2 separate regions of the Homo sapiens genome follow, and region 2 is linked to region 1. A link is a contact called in ENCODE Hi-C or POLR2A ChIA-PET data. All regions are on one chromosome and are shown on one strand. The core of a region is the stretch at or near the end of the contact, and the rest is flanking DNA. Distances in the headings are between cores, read along the strand shown. Region 1 overlaps LOC105374542 (a long non-coding RNA gene). Region 2 overlaps LOC105374541 (a long non-coding RNA gene).

What was found. Hi-C counts contacts between places; a loop is a spot of excess contacts on that map. ChIA-PET counts read pairs that join two places held with the same protein, here RNA polymerase II (POLR2A). Pooled maps may share reads with other maps.
Region 2: a loop to region 1 is called in a pooled map, with 3 times the contacts of the local background. The contact joins two enhancer-like sites. A Hi-C loop is called at or near these places in 4 of 50 pooled maps. POLR2A ChIA-PET finds 5 or more read pairs at or near these places in 4 of 52 experiments (H1, IMR-90, activated CD8-positive, alpha-beta memory T cell and 1 more).

Annotation. Positions count from the first base shown.
Region 1 is chr4:26,286,109-26,292,487 of GRCh38, forward strand. It overlaps LOC105374542 (a long non-coding RNA gene), which reads right to left. Exons shown (of 2, transcript XR_925508.3): 2 at 2,045-2,341. It also overlaps a transcript of RBPJ not described here. Among named protein-coding and RNA genes, the nearest start is that of RBPJ, 32 kb to the right of the region's middle. RefSeq lists an enhancer at 2,537-2,586 and a silencer at 2,757-2,806. Within about 2 kb of position 2,668, at least 8 of the 41 ENCODE cell types and tissues checked have a DNase peak (open chromatin) inside an H3K27ac peak, as active enhancers do.
Region 2 is chr4:26,147,951-26,154,329 of GRCh38, forward strand. It overlaps LOC105374541 (a long non-coding RNA gene), which reads right to left. Exons shown (of 6, transcript XR_925507.4): 4 at 6,298-6,337; 5 at 4,671-4,814; 6 at 4,144-4,388. It also overlaps a transcript of RBPJ not described here. Among named protein-coding and RNA genes, the nearest start is that of LINC02357, 80 kb to the left of the region's middle. Within about 2 kb of position 3,246, at least 7 of the 41 ENCODE cell types and tissues checked have a DNase peak (open chromatin) inside an H3K27ac peak, as active enhancers do.

The DNA.
Region 1 (6,379 bases), core at 1,418-3,917:
TTTAAAACATGTTTTCATCCTACCATATTAATTTGGAAGACTGGCTTTAAATATCACGTGGGACAGTAATTATAGAACATGTACTGTGGGCTGGGCATGATGACTAGCGCCTGTAATCCCAACATTTTTGGTGGCCAAAGCGGAAGGATCGCTTGAGCCCAGGAGTTTGAGAGCAGCCAGGGCAACACAGTGAGACCAGGTCTCTTTAAAAATAAAAAATTAGCCAGATGCGTGGTGGTGAGCACCTGTGGTCCCAGCTACTTAGGAGGCTGAAGGATCACATGAGCCAAAGAAATCAAGGCTCTCGTGAGCTGTGGTCGCACCACTGCACTCCAGCCTGTATGAAAAACCGAGACCCTGCCTCAAAAAAAAAAAAAAAAAAAAAAGAGACAAACAAAATAATTCATGTACTTTAAGCTCTTGGCTTAAAGCTTTGAATCTCACATGTGATCTCTCTGTCCTTCAATATCCTATAATTCATTGTTCTGACTGCACATAGAACATCCCATTCTTACCAGATTGGGGGAACTTCAGGACCAGAATTTAGGCTTAAATTTTTTGATTCCATACAGCATCTTACAAACAGCAGGTGTTCATGTCAATATATATTAATTATGTGCAATTTCTTTATCTGAGGGGCACCCTTTCTTTTGTAAAATGATGTTGTAAAGTAAAACCTCTTTTTTTTTTTTTTTTGGTCGGAGCCTCCCTCCGTCACCCAGGCTGGAGTGCAGTGGCCACTATCTCTGTTCACTGCAGCCTCCGCCTCCTGGGTTCAAGCCATTCTCCTGCTTCAGCTTCCCAAGTAGCTGGGATCACGGGGATGCACCACCACGCCTGGCTAATTTTTGTATTTTTCATATAGACGGGGTTTCTCCATGTTGTCCAGGCTGGTCTCGAACTCCTCACCTCAGGTGATCCGCCCACCTCGGCCTCCCAAAGTGCTGGGATTACAGGCGTGAGCCGCCGCACCTGGCCTAAACTAAAAGCTTTAGGTTGGCACATTTTCAGGTGAAAAAGACAAAGGAAAGAGCTAGCATGCTACGGTAAAAAGAGAGTATTGATTTTAAACCATGTCACTGTTCTGAGATCTGTGCTCAAAAATAAAGGAGTATTTTAGGTCATTGGAAAAAGAAGAAAGAGAGAAAAGATTGGGCACAGTGGTTCGTGCCTGTAATCCCAGCACTTTAAGAGGCCAAGGTAAGAGAATCACTTGAAGCCAGGAGTTTGAGACCAGCCTGGGCAGCATAGCGAGACCCCATCTCTAGCAAAAAAAGTAAAAAATATAATAACAATTAGCCAGACATGGTGGCATGCTCCTGTAGTCCCAGTTACTCAGAAGGCTCGAGTGGGAAGATCGCTTGAGTCAGGGAGATGGAGGCTACAGTAAGTTGTAATCATGCTGCTGCAGTCCAGCTTGGCTGACAAAGTGAGACCTTGCCTCGGAAAGGAAAGGAAAGGAAAGGAAAGGACAGGAGAGGAGAGGGGAGGGGAGGGGAGGGGAGGGGAGGGGAGGGGAGGGGAGGGGAGGAGCAGAGAAGAGAAGAAAAGAGAAGAAAAGAAAAGAAAGGAAAGGAAGGAAAGGAGGGAAGAAAAGAAAGAGAAAGAAAGAAGAAAACGAGAAAGGGAGGGAGGAAGGCAGGAAGGCAGGACAGAAGAACGCAGGCAGGCAGGCAAGATGGAAGGAAGGAAGGGAGGGAGGGAGGGAAAGAGAAAGAAGGAGAAAGAAGAACTCCAATAGAAGAAGACCAGGGAAGGGTCTAGGCCTAATTTTGTCATTTATTTAAATGTCTTTGAGCATCTCATTGAACTCTCTCTGCTTCTCTGCATTTGCATCTGCAAAATGAGGAAACTGCACATGACTCTGAGGTGATTTCCCACTCAATGATCCTAAGATATTTGAGTACTTGAATATCCTTCAATGATAACATCTGGGAAGAGTATAAAGTCTGATATTAGTCCTCAGTAGTGCTCTCCAAAAGGATGGGTAGATAACTACAGACATTTTTAATTACATATCACTGAGTAACAAATTACCTCCAAATTTAGGAGCTTAAGGCAAGAATAAACATTTATTCTCTCACAGAGTTTCTCAGGGTCAGGAATCCAGGAGTGGCTTAGCTGGGAGGTTCTAGCTTGGGATCTATAAAGGGATTGTAGTCAAGAAGTTGGCTGGACATACAGTCTTCTGAAAATTTGACTAAGGCTGAAGAATCTGTTTCCAAGGTGGCGCTCTCATGGCCGATGGCAGAGTCTTCAGTTGCTTATCACAGGGACTTCCTTGCAGAGCTGTTTGAGTGCCCCTCTGGCATGGCAGTTGGCTTCTTCTGCAATGAGTGATCTAAGAGCAAGAGCAAGGAGGAAGCCACAATGCATGTAATGACTTATTCTCACGGGTTGCACATTGTCACTGCTGCCACATTGAATTCGCTAAAACTCAGTTACTGACTACAGACCACACCCTAGGAGAGAAGAATTAGGCTCCACTTCTTGAAAGGAGTATCAAAGAACTTGCAAATTTATTTGTGAGTTTATTTTAAAAGCCCTCACAAACACGTATTCTTTAAACTAGAGTGGCTCAGCCCTGCAAGACAGGGAAGTTATAACAACCAACATTTCTAGAGTGACTCACTGTTTAGAAAGTATTTCCCCATGTTTTCTCATTGGGTTGTCACAACCCCCCAGTGGAACAACAGCATTAATATCCCCACTTAAAAATGAGGAAATGGAAGCGAGGTCACTTTTGTACAGTTATTTAACAAGTAAGTTGTATAGCTGGGGATTAAGCCCAGCACAAAGCATAAGGCCTTTTCACCATCCTTCAAATGAGAAACTTGGCATGAAGGCCTTTGCACAGAAAAGTTTCATTAGGAAGATTGACTATTCCTTACTTCCTACCAATTGTTTTTACCTATTTTATTAAATTTTTTTATGTTTAACTTACATACTTCCAAAATTACTTGAAGCAGTTTACAAATAAAATGTTTAAGAAAGAAAGAGGAGTAGGGCTGGGCCTGGTGGCTCATGCCTGTAATCCCAGCACTTTGGGAGGCCGAGGTGGACAGATCACTAGAGGTCAGGAGTTCAAGACCAGCCTGGCCAACATAGTGAAACCCCATCTCTACTAAAAATACAAAAATTAGCTGGGCACAGTGGCAGGTGCCTGTGATCCCAGCTACTTGGGAGGCTGAGGTGGGAGAACCACTTGAACCTGAGAGTGGTATGCAGGTCAAACCACTGCACTCCAGCCTCAGCGACAGAGTGAGACTTGGTCTCAAAAAAAAAAAAAAAAAAAAAAAGAAAAAGAAAAAGGAGTAAATAATTCTAGGCACCAGAAATGATCATATTACAACACTTGGCAATAAATTTGGTTCAGATCTTTCTGGCAGCAGAGGTGAAAAGAGAAGCGTGATAGGCTGCAGAGATTTCACTTTCTGACAAGAGTGAGCATGCATGCTATCATTGCCTGAAGCTAAATTCAAGAAGGACTTTATCACGTGGAGTTGTGTAGAGTTAATACCGCTTAACATTGTGGTCAGTATCTTCAATCACACGCTTGCAAAAGATGTACTCATATTAACCCTGAATGTAAACAGAGGACACACCTCACCTGTAAGTTGGTTAATATATTTGAGGAAGAAGCTGAGGAAAGGTGGCCCAGGTACCTTTCTCTCTAATGTCTTTACCAAATTAAGGCATAGAACTTGGAGAATATACAGGAATTGAAGGTTGATCTGTCTGGTGGACTGTCTCTCAAGTATCAGAGTTGTGAGAGTGCTTGAATGACCTGCTAAATCTTGTTAATTTGTCTTGGCATCTTGTAACAGGTACCTACCTGTAATATAAATATTCTATATTGTCAATTAATTAAGGACTTTGCTAAAAGAGAGCAAGGAATGCCAATATAAAGTTAAAGAAAAATATAAAATAAATAAGTTAGGCTGGGCATGGTGACTCATGTCTGAAATCCCAGGACTTTGGGAGGACATGGTGGGAGGGTTGCTTGAGGCCAGGAGTTCGAAACCAGCCTAGGCAAAACAGCGAGACCCCACCTCCCATCTCTACATGTGACTTAAAAAACTTAGCTGGGCATGGTGGTACATGCCTGTAGTCCTAGCTACTTGGAAGACTGTGACAGGAGGTTCACTTGAGCTCAGGAGTTTGAGGCTGCAGTGAGCTATGATTGCACCACAGAACGAGACCCTGTCTAAAAAAAAAAAAAAAAAAAAGTAAAAAAAGTTAGACCGCATGAGCTGTAATAACCCTTTTTGGACCAATATGCTGTGACTCTGTGGCTTTAAGGATGAGATGCCAATATGCATTCTTGTCCCAGTAGAGAGCCAGCCCAGTTTGGCCTGGGTGTGAGAAGCAAAGCTATCAAAAGCTTTGGCCAATTTTTTCCCCCAAAAGGAATTCCAAATATATCCAAGCTTCTATGTTAGTGACTGATTGAAACCAAAGCTTTATACCATATGACATAGAATCCTGGAATAGATAACTTTAGGCTGAAGAAAAAAGAAAAGTTAAGGCAGGTGTGAGCAGCTGTCCAGTTCTGCCATAAAAGAAATCAAGTTTAACTTCAGCGATAACATGCCTTCTTTTAAGCACTCGAGTTTTGTTAGGTTCTCTCCAGTTGGCTGAAAATTACACCCTAAATATTCCTCTAAAAGTAGATAACTTAGTGCACTTTTATTTAATATTACAGTACTTATAAAGGTTTCTATTAATGGGTCTCCTCCTTCGAGAAGAGAATCGTAAATGAAATACATAAAGATTAATAGCCTTTATTTATTTCTTAAACCAGCTGGTCTTCCTCTAAGAAAGCAGATATGCTAAAGTAAATAATCCTTCATTTTAAAAAATAGAAAGCATTCCCCTTGAATGCTGTTTACTGGCTGTGAGCAAATAGGTATTCACTTAGAAGGCTTTGCTCTCTGTTTATTACCCATATTTCTATAATACCTGCTTCAGAAGTGTTGCAGAAAGACAAAATTAATGTGCATGGAAAAAAAGCAGAGAAAATGAGTGTTAATCTTTGTGGAACAATCCAGAGTCCAGAGAAAGAGGCGAGTAGGGGGAGAAGCCACTTGTTGGAATGACTAGTATATTAAGATTCTCTTCTGGGTTATGGGTTAACATCTGCATCATTGAGGTCTATTCACAACAGGATATTGTTCAGTATAACTTTTTGCATCCAACAGAAATACAAATATTAATTTTCATGGCATAGAGAAAACTTCAAAATTTGGGAAAGTACTGAAGGATGTTATCACAAAGTTGTCATTTAGAGTCCAAGAACAGTCTTAACAATTGTACAAGCTTCAGAGCAAGGGCAGAAAATCAAGACATCAAATTGTCATGTGGGAAATCTATTCTGGGGAGTTGTAGAATAAATACTCACTAATAAGAAAAGGTGGGGAAGGTCCTTCTAAGCAAAGGAAATGAGTGACAAGACAAGCAGGTATGAATGACTTTTTTTTTTTTTTGAGATGGAGTCTCGCTCTGTCGCCCAGGCCAGAGTGCAGTGGCACAGTCCCTGCTCACTGCAACCTCCGCCTCCTGGGTTCAAGTGATTCTCCTGCCTCAGCCTCCTGAGTAACTGGGATTACAGGCATGCGCTGCCATGCCTGGTTAATTTTTGTATTTTAATAGAGACAGGGTTTCACCATGTTGGCCAGGCTGGTCTTGAACTCCTGACCTCCGTTGATCCACCTGCCTCGGCCTCCCAAAGGTCTGGGATTATAGGTGTGAGTCACTGCGTCCAGCCCTTCAGTTTGTTTTTTAAGGTTTTACATATATTTTTATTTTTTCCAGTTTTATTGAGGTATACTTGACAAATAAAACCATACAAGTTTAACGTGTACAATGTGACGATTTGATATATGTACATATTGTGAAATGATTACCACAATCAAGTTAGTTAACACATCCCTCACGTCACACTTTTACTTTTTTTAATGTGTGGTGAAAATATTTAAGATCTAATGTCTTAGCAGATTTCAAGTGTGCAATACAGTATTGGCAATTATTGCCACCATGCTTTATATTTAGTCTCCAGAACTTACTCATCTTATAACTGAAAGTTTGTACATTTTGACCAACATCTTTCCATTTTCCCTACTCCTCAGCCCCTGGCAACCTCTATTCTATTCTCTGCTTCTATGAGTTCAACTTCATAGATTTTACATAAAAGTGACATCACACAGTATTTGCCTTTCTCTGTGTGACTTATTTCATTTAGCATAATGGCCTCAAGTTGCATCCATGTTGTTGCAAATGGCAAAATTTCCTCACTTTTTTTTTATGACTGAATAATATATATATTTTTATGAGATGGAGTCTAGCTCTGTTGCCCAGGCTGGTATGCAGTGGCACAATC
Region 2 (6,379 bases), core at 1,996-4,495, 140 kb before region 1:
AAATGCACATTTCAGGCCCCACCTTGAACTTACTGAAACTCTGAAGTTGAGGCTCAGCAAGTTGGTTTTAACAGGCCCACTCAGATGATTCTAGTGTATACTAACATTTACGAACCACTGGTAGAGGACATGGAAAGAAGAAGAAGATTTGGAAGTAGTCTATAGGACTTCTTGATGGATTGTGGAACTTAAGGGAGAGAGAGTGGAATCCAAGAGAACACCTAGATTTTCACTTAAGCAACTGGCTAGATAGTAGTGCCTTTTACCAAGAGGGAGAGACTGTGAGATGAACTACTTAAGGAAATTAAAATTTGGGATTTTTTCCAGTGAGCATTCAAAGTTCATTAGGCTCACAGGAGGAAATGTCAGGCAGGCAGGTGGCTATGAGTCTGGTGTGTTTCGGAGAGGTCAGCGTTGAAGAACTAGGTAGGAAAAGCATGTAGAAGGTACTTCAAACAAAGGACTAGTGGGGTCACAGAGAGGATGTATACACAGAAAAGAAAATGGGATTCAAGACAGACTTCAAAGTAAAAGGCAAGTGTGAGAGGAGGATTCTGCCAAGGAGACTGAGATGGAGAGGTCAAGTGAACATGGCAGACAACTCTTATAGAATTGGGCATCAGAAGAAGCAAGAAGAAAAAAGTGTTTAAAGGAAAAGGACATGGTCTACTCTAATCCAAATGAAAGATAGACAGAGGGACCTGCCAGAAATAGCAAAAAAGCAGTGCTATTCCTGGCAGTTTGTCTGGAGACTGGAGAAGATTCTGTCAAAGACCCTGTTGGGCATCTGAACACCTTTCTCTGATTGAAGACCTAGGGATAAACCATCTTCCAGAAAATGATTTGGAGTCCCAAACCACAGGTCTGTTTCTACAGAGAAGCCAAGATGCCTGCCTCCAGAGAACAGGATGCTCTGAAACTGAGCAATAAAAGACCATCAGGACCACTGTGGGAAGACCTTTCCCCTGAGAAATTTACTTATCTTTCTAGGAAGAAAGAAAAAGAGAGTGGTAAGTAGCAGAAGTGTTTCTTCCATATATTTCTCTACTGGGAGTGTGGTGAAGTCTCCCCACAACATGGAAACATGAAGAGTGGGGCCACATTTCCCTCACTGGCCCTGCCATGAAGTGCTTCAAGAAGGGCTGATATTAGCAGAGCCCAGTTTAAGAAGGAAGTGAGAAGCAGTTTTTCCAGAGTCATAAGGGAAATGGAAAAGGTCACATACATGACATTGTTGAGGGCTGAGAAGAAACCTGAATTAGGGAGTTAGAATCTCAAGTTTAAATAACTCCCCAACTTCAATGTTGTGAAAAGTTTAGCAAGTCACTGAACCTCTCTGAGCCTCTCTTCAGTGATTTGTCAAGTGGAGGGCAATTTATTACTGTCCTGCCTCTGGTCAAGTGAGATAATGGTAGAAGGGCTGGATGGACTTGGCAAAGGTTACTATCATCGATAATAGTACTAAGCAGTGTTACTTTCAAGGTATCCGTGAGTGGGGAATCCAAGCTGCTATTGTTCGGATGTATTCCCCAAAATTCATGTGTTGCAAACTTGATCCCCAATGTGGTGGTACTAGGAAGTGGGATCCTTAAGAGGTGATTAGGTCACATGAATAGATTAATGTCATTATCTTGGGAGTAGGTTTGTTACAAAAGTGAGCTCAGCTCTCTCTCTCTCTCTTTCTCATGATCTATGCCCTTCCACCTTTCACTATGGGATGACACAGCAAGAAGGCCCTCTCCAGGTGCCAGCACCTTGTTATTGGACTTTCCAGACTCCAGAACCATGAGAAGTAAATTTCTTTTCTTTGTAGATTACTCAGTTTTTGGTGTTCTCTTATAGCAACACAAACCAGACTAAGACATATGTCTTTGCCACACTGGTGGCCAATTCTCCTCCATCAACTTTCTTCCCGACTTTTCCTCCAGGTTTGCCAGCTTTACCAAACTTCTCCAGTGTCAGCTATGCCCCAAGACTCCAAGAGGCAGAATTTACGTTTCTTAGCCTCTCCAGTGAGATTGCAGTTAGCATTTAAAAACTCCTGCACACTGTAACATTCTTGAACCATACCTCTGATGTTATCACTGCCTCTGGTTACAAGGTTCTAGAGAAACACATGTCTCTGAAATGAGCTCCTTTTTATCAGATAAATTTCTGAATTCAGTAGGAAAAACTCTTCCATTTCACAAACAGGCCCCCATCCCCAAGGCTGTTCCAAAAATTGGATGTCCATGGTAAATTATCTAGTGATATTCCCTATGCTTGCATTCCCTATCACGTGTTGCACAACCAGTAATGCTTTGACCTGAGAAAGCCTACCTAATCATCAGATGCATCCTACAGATGAGAACCACAGGTCCTAGAGGGGCCAAACAACATGGCCAAGATCTCACTTCAGGGCAGAGTCACAGTGGTAGGCTGGAAACCAGGCCTTTTCACCCCCACTGGGTGCAACCATGTTTAGCCCCTTAGTAGTATGGCTTTGCCTACACTCTGCATATCTACTTAACAAACACTTGTAGAGCACTTACAGTGTGTTGGGCGCTGCATAAAGCACTTTGCAGACATTAACTCACTTAATTCTTAGAGTAGCCCTAGCTGTGCAGCCTTACGGAAGCTACTCAACCTCTCTGTGACTCAGTTTTCCCATCCGAAAAAAAGGGATTGTTGTAACAGTCTCATGAGTTAACACACTGAAAGAACTTAAAACAGTGGCTAGTACAGGGCAAACACTTACATGATTAAGTCCATAGGGTACACAATGGGCCAAGGACAGTGATGGACACAGAACACAAAGCAGGAGCACATACCCCGGTCTCATGGGGTGAGGGAAATGTTTGTAGGAAGCCACCTATTTGGTCAACCCCTGAGCCATGTTTACACTAGTGAGAAAGCTCATCACATCTTTGCTCTGGTCCTCTCCCATGGTTCAGTATGCCATGCAGCATCAGACAAGAGTAAATGTGCCCTCCAAGATGTAAAGATGCATTTGCTAGTCTTTATTTACGGATATACTGACAATGGAAAACATGTTCCCCTATATGAGCAGCCCTGAGAACAACGCCAAAGATTTCCTGTAATGAAAGGCTCTAAAAATACTTTTTGATGATGGAGGGAGTGGAAATTGAGCAACACCAACTGAGTGAAATACGGAAATGATACCAAATGGCACCGAAGCAGCAGAGCAGGCAGCCCACCTGGCCTTTGATCCCTCAGTCTTGCCCGAAGACTCAGTGCATTTGGGGTTTTTTCCAGGAGGCTGTGCTGTGCCTTTGTGTTTACATGCTCCATCTAATTTTCTAGAGAAAAAAATTAGTCAGCCATGACTAATGCTGAATTATAGCATAAAATGGTTGCCAGCAAATTGAACACCCAAGTAATCTAACTTTCTCTTTTTTGTGATCTGCTGAAGATCTCCAAGAAATGGGAATATGTTCTGTGTTTTGGGCCCTCAACTCCTTCCATATTTACTACCAAATTATTGTTAAAGTCAGATATATTGCATATCCTGTCCTATTTTTGTTAGATTTAACCATTTTGTTAAACTGTTGTGGAATAGTGTTTATAGTTTGTGACTTGGTCATGGATATGATATTTTACTCTCATCTCTGCTCTTTGAGAGAGTCACTGTCCCCACCACCACCACCTCCCTTTTACAGAGGAAGAAATTGAGGCACAGAGCTGCAAAGGAGTTTGTCTGAGGTCACACCACCGGCCGATGACAGCCTTCCGACTACCCAGTCCCTCTGCTGGGTTGATCCTGTGGATTTCCATTTTACTATCGGTTTAGGGTATCCTAGTCATTACAAATCTCTGTTTGTTATGGCCCATCTCCAAAGGAGGCCTTGGCCTGGCCAAGAGGAGCCTTCTCTTTTTCTTCGCAAATAAGTTTTTCCTCTTCTCCTGTCTGGAAAAGGTGGGTCGGCAGCCAATTCAGTGAGCAACTCAGTGATTTAGGAACAAATATGTGGGACAGCTGAGCCTCTCCAGATGTTGAACTAAATAAGGCACAATTGGGCTTTTGGGGTCTGACGCCTCTTTATGGCAAACTGGGAGCAGAAGGGGCCCCTAGAACAGTTGACAGTATAATAAGATTCTCATTCAAAAGTGCCTACGTTGTGCCAGAAAGTTTACAGAGTGGTAGGGCTCAGAATAAATAGCTGGCAAATTATACACTATGATAAAACATTACAATTTTCTTCCTTTCAATACCCCACTCTGGAGGAATACTATCCACTCCTGCACTGTTGAATTCAGGAGTGGCTATGGGACTTGTGTTGGCTAGTGACGTGTAGACAGAGTTGACACATGTCTTCCAGCACGTGGTTTGCCATCTGTCTTTTTCATCCACCACGTAGACTGGCAATGTTCCAGGTACGCCCTGAACACTAGAGAGAATGGGAGAAGCCAAGCTTCAGTCAATCCGCAATGGACCCTCTTTGTTGTAAGCCACTGATGCTTTCAGATTGTTGTTACAGCAGCATGGCCTAGCCCCTTGTGATGGGAAAACTTGCATGAGATCCCATAACTGGTACATAGTAAAGCCAGGATAGTTCATCTGCAGCATTTAATAAGTGCTTACTATGTGCATAAACCATGCTAAGTACTTTCTACATATTATCTTCATTAATTCTCACAATGAGCTCATAACTTGTATAAAGAATTCTTACCTCAATTTTTAAATTGATGTTTCAACTCACACAGCTTGTAAGGAGCAGATCCAGGACTTGAACCCAGGTTGTTCTGAATCCATAGCCCAAGCTCTTAATCACTAATCCATATTGAATCCTTGTTCAGTTCTTGAAGACAGAGAGCTTGAGAAGTTGAAAAGAGTGGAATGAATTTGCCAACCACTGTGAGACTGTCAGATGTTATGTATGCAACTTACAAAGTTAAGAAAATAGTATGAACTGCCCCAGTTTATGACCAATCATCTAATGAACACTCTGGGAGTGGGCAAAAGAGGTAGAAGTGCAGGTTAAGTGTCCTTTATCCAAAATGCTTGGGATCCAAAGTGTCTGGGATTTTGGAATATTTGCATATATATAATGAGATACCATGCGGATGGCACCCAAGTCTAAACAGGAAATTATTTTATGTTTTATATACACCTTATACACATAGCCTGAAGGTAATTTTACACAGTATCTTAAATAATTTTGTGCATGAAACAAAGTTTGTGTGCATCGAACCATCAGAAAGCAAAGGTGACCCTAGCTCAGCCACCCATGTGGACAATCTGTGGTTATTTGGCATCACCATCATTCCTGACTCTGAATGTAGATGCTACTGAGAAGCAACTGTTTTCTTACATTTATTCACACATAAGTGTGAATTTTAAGGTAAAAAACATGACAAACCGTTAATGCAGTGAAAAAATAGAGTGTTCAGGGTAACCAAGCAGCACAGTAGCATGCCCAGAATACCTGCATCAGCTGTGAAACAACAGCAAGAGATAACAGCAGGCGTTCAGTCTCCACCTGTGATGCTGTGTTTTGATTAAAAGATTACTGTACACTGTATTCTATTTTTTAGGTGAGGAGAAACACTGGAAGCAGTTGAGGGACCAGGATGTGGGTCCTCCAAGGATGAAGAGGCATGCTAGTGGATAGCTTTTTTCAAATGTTTCCTCCAGTGTCACTGGCCTTAGTAACAGTGGTTTTTGTCTTAGGGGGTCTCTCTTTGATTTTATAAGCTGACATGATTTCTTGTTCTGTTATGAAGGCACACACAGCTCTAGTCCTTCAACAAACCCATCATACATTTTTACCATATTATAACTTAGGCCGTTTTTCTGCAGTGTTAACATCATCTTCACCATTGTGCACCTGTGTTTTGACTGCAACTCATAACATGAGGTCAGGTGTGGAATTTTCCACCTGTGCATCGTGTGAGACTGAGGCAGGAGAATCGCTTGAACCCAGGAGGCGGAGGTTGCAGTGAGCTGAGATCGTGCCACTGCACTCCAGCCCCGGTGACAGAGTGAGACTCCCTCTCAAAAAAAAAAGTTTCAGATTTTGGAACATTTGAGATTTCAGATTTTTGGATTAGGGACTCCAAATCTGTATTTGGAACTTGCTTGATATTCCCCCATTCATTGTTAACTCCTTCCCCAATTAAGAACTCCCGCTCAGCTGCTGACCAGAGTTTCTGCCATCTCTCCTTTAGAGGACAAACAAAGATACAAAGAGCTCCCCTCCACTCTGTGGGTGGAGGCAATCATAACACGGGGAACAGAAAGAACAAAAAGTTTGGAATGATAGAGACCTGAGTTCAAGCTCTGGCTCTGCCACTTACCAGATTTGGGACTTCGGGCAAGTTGCTGCATTTTCTCCATCTGTAAAACAGGATAAATAAGATAATGATGGTTACCTCACTG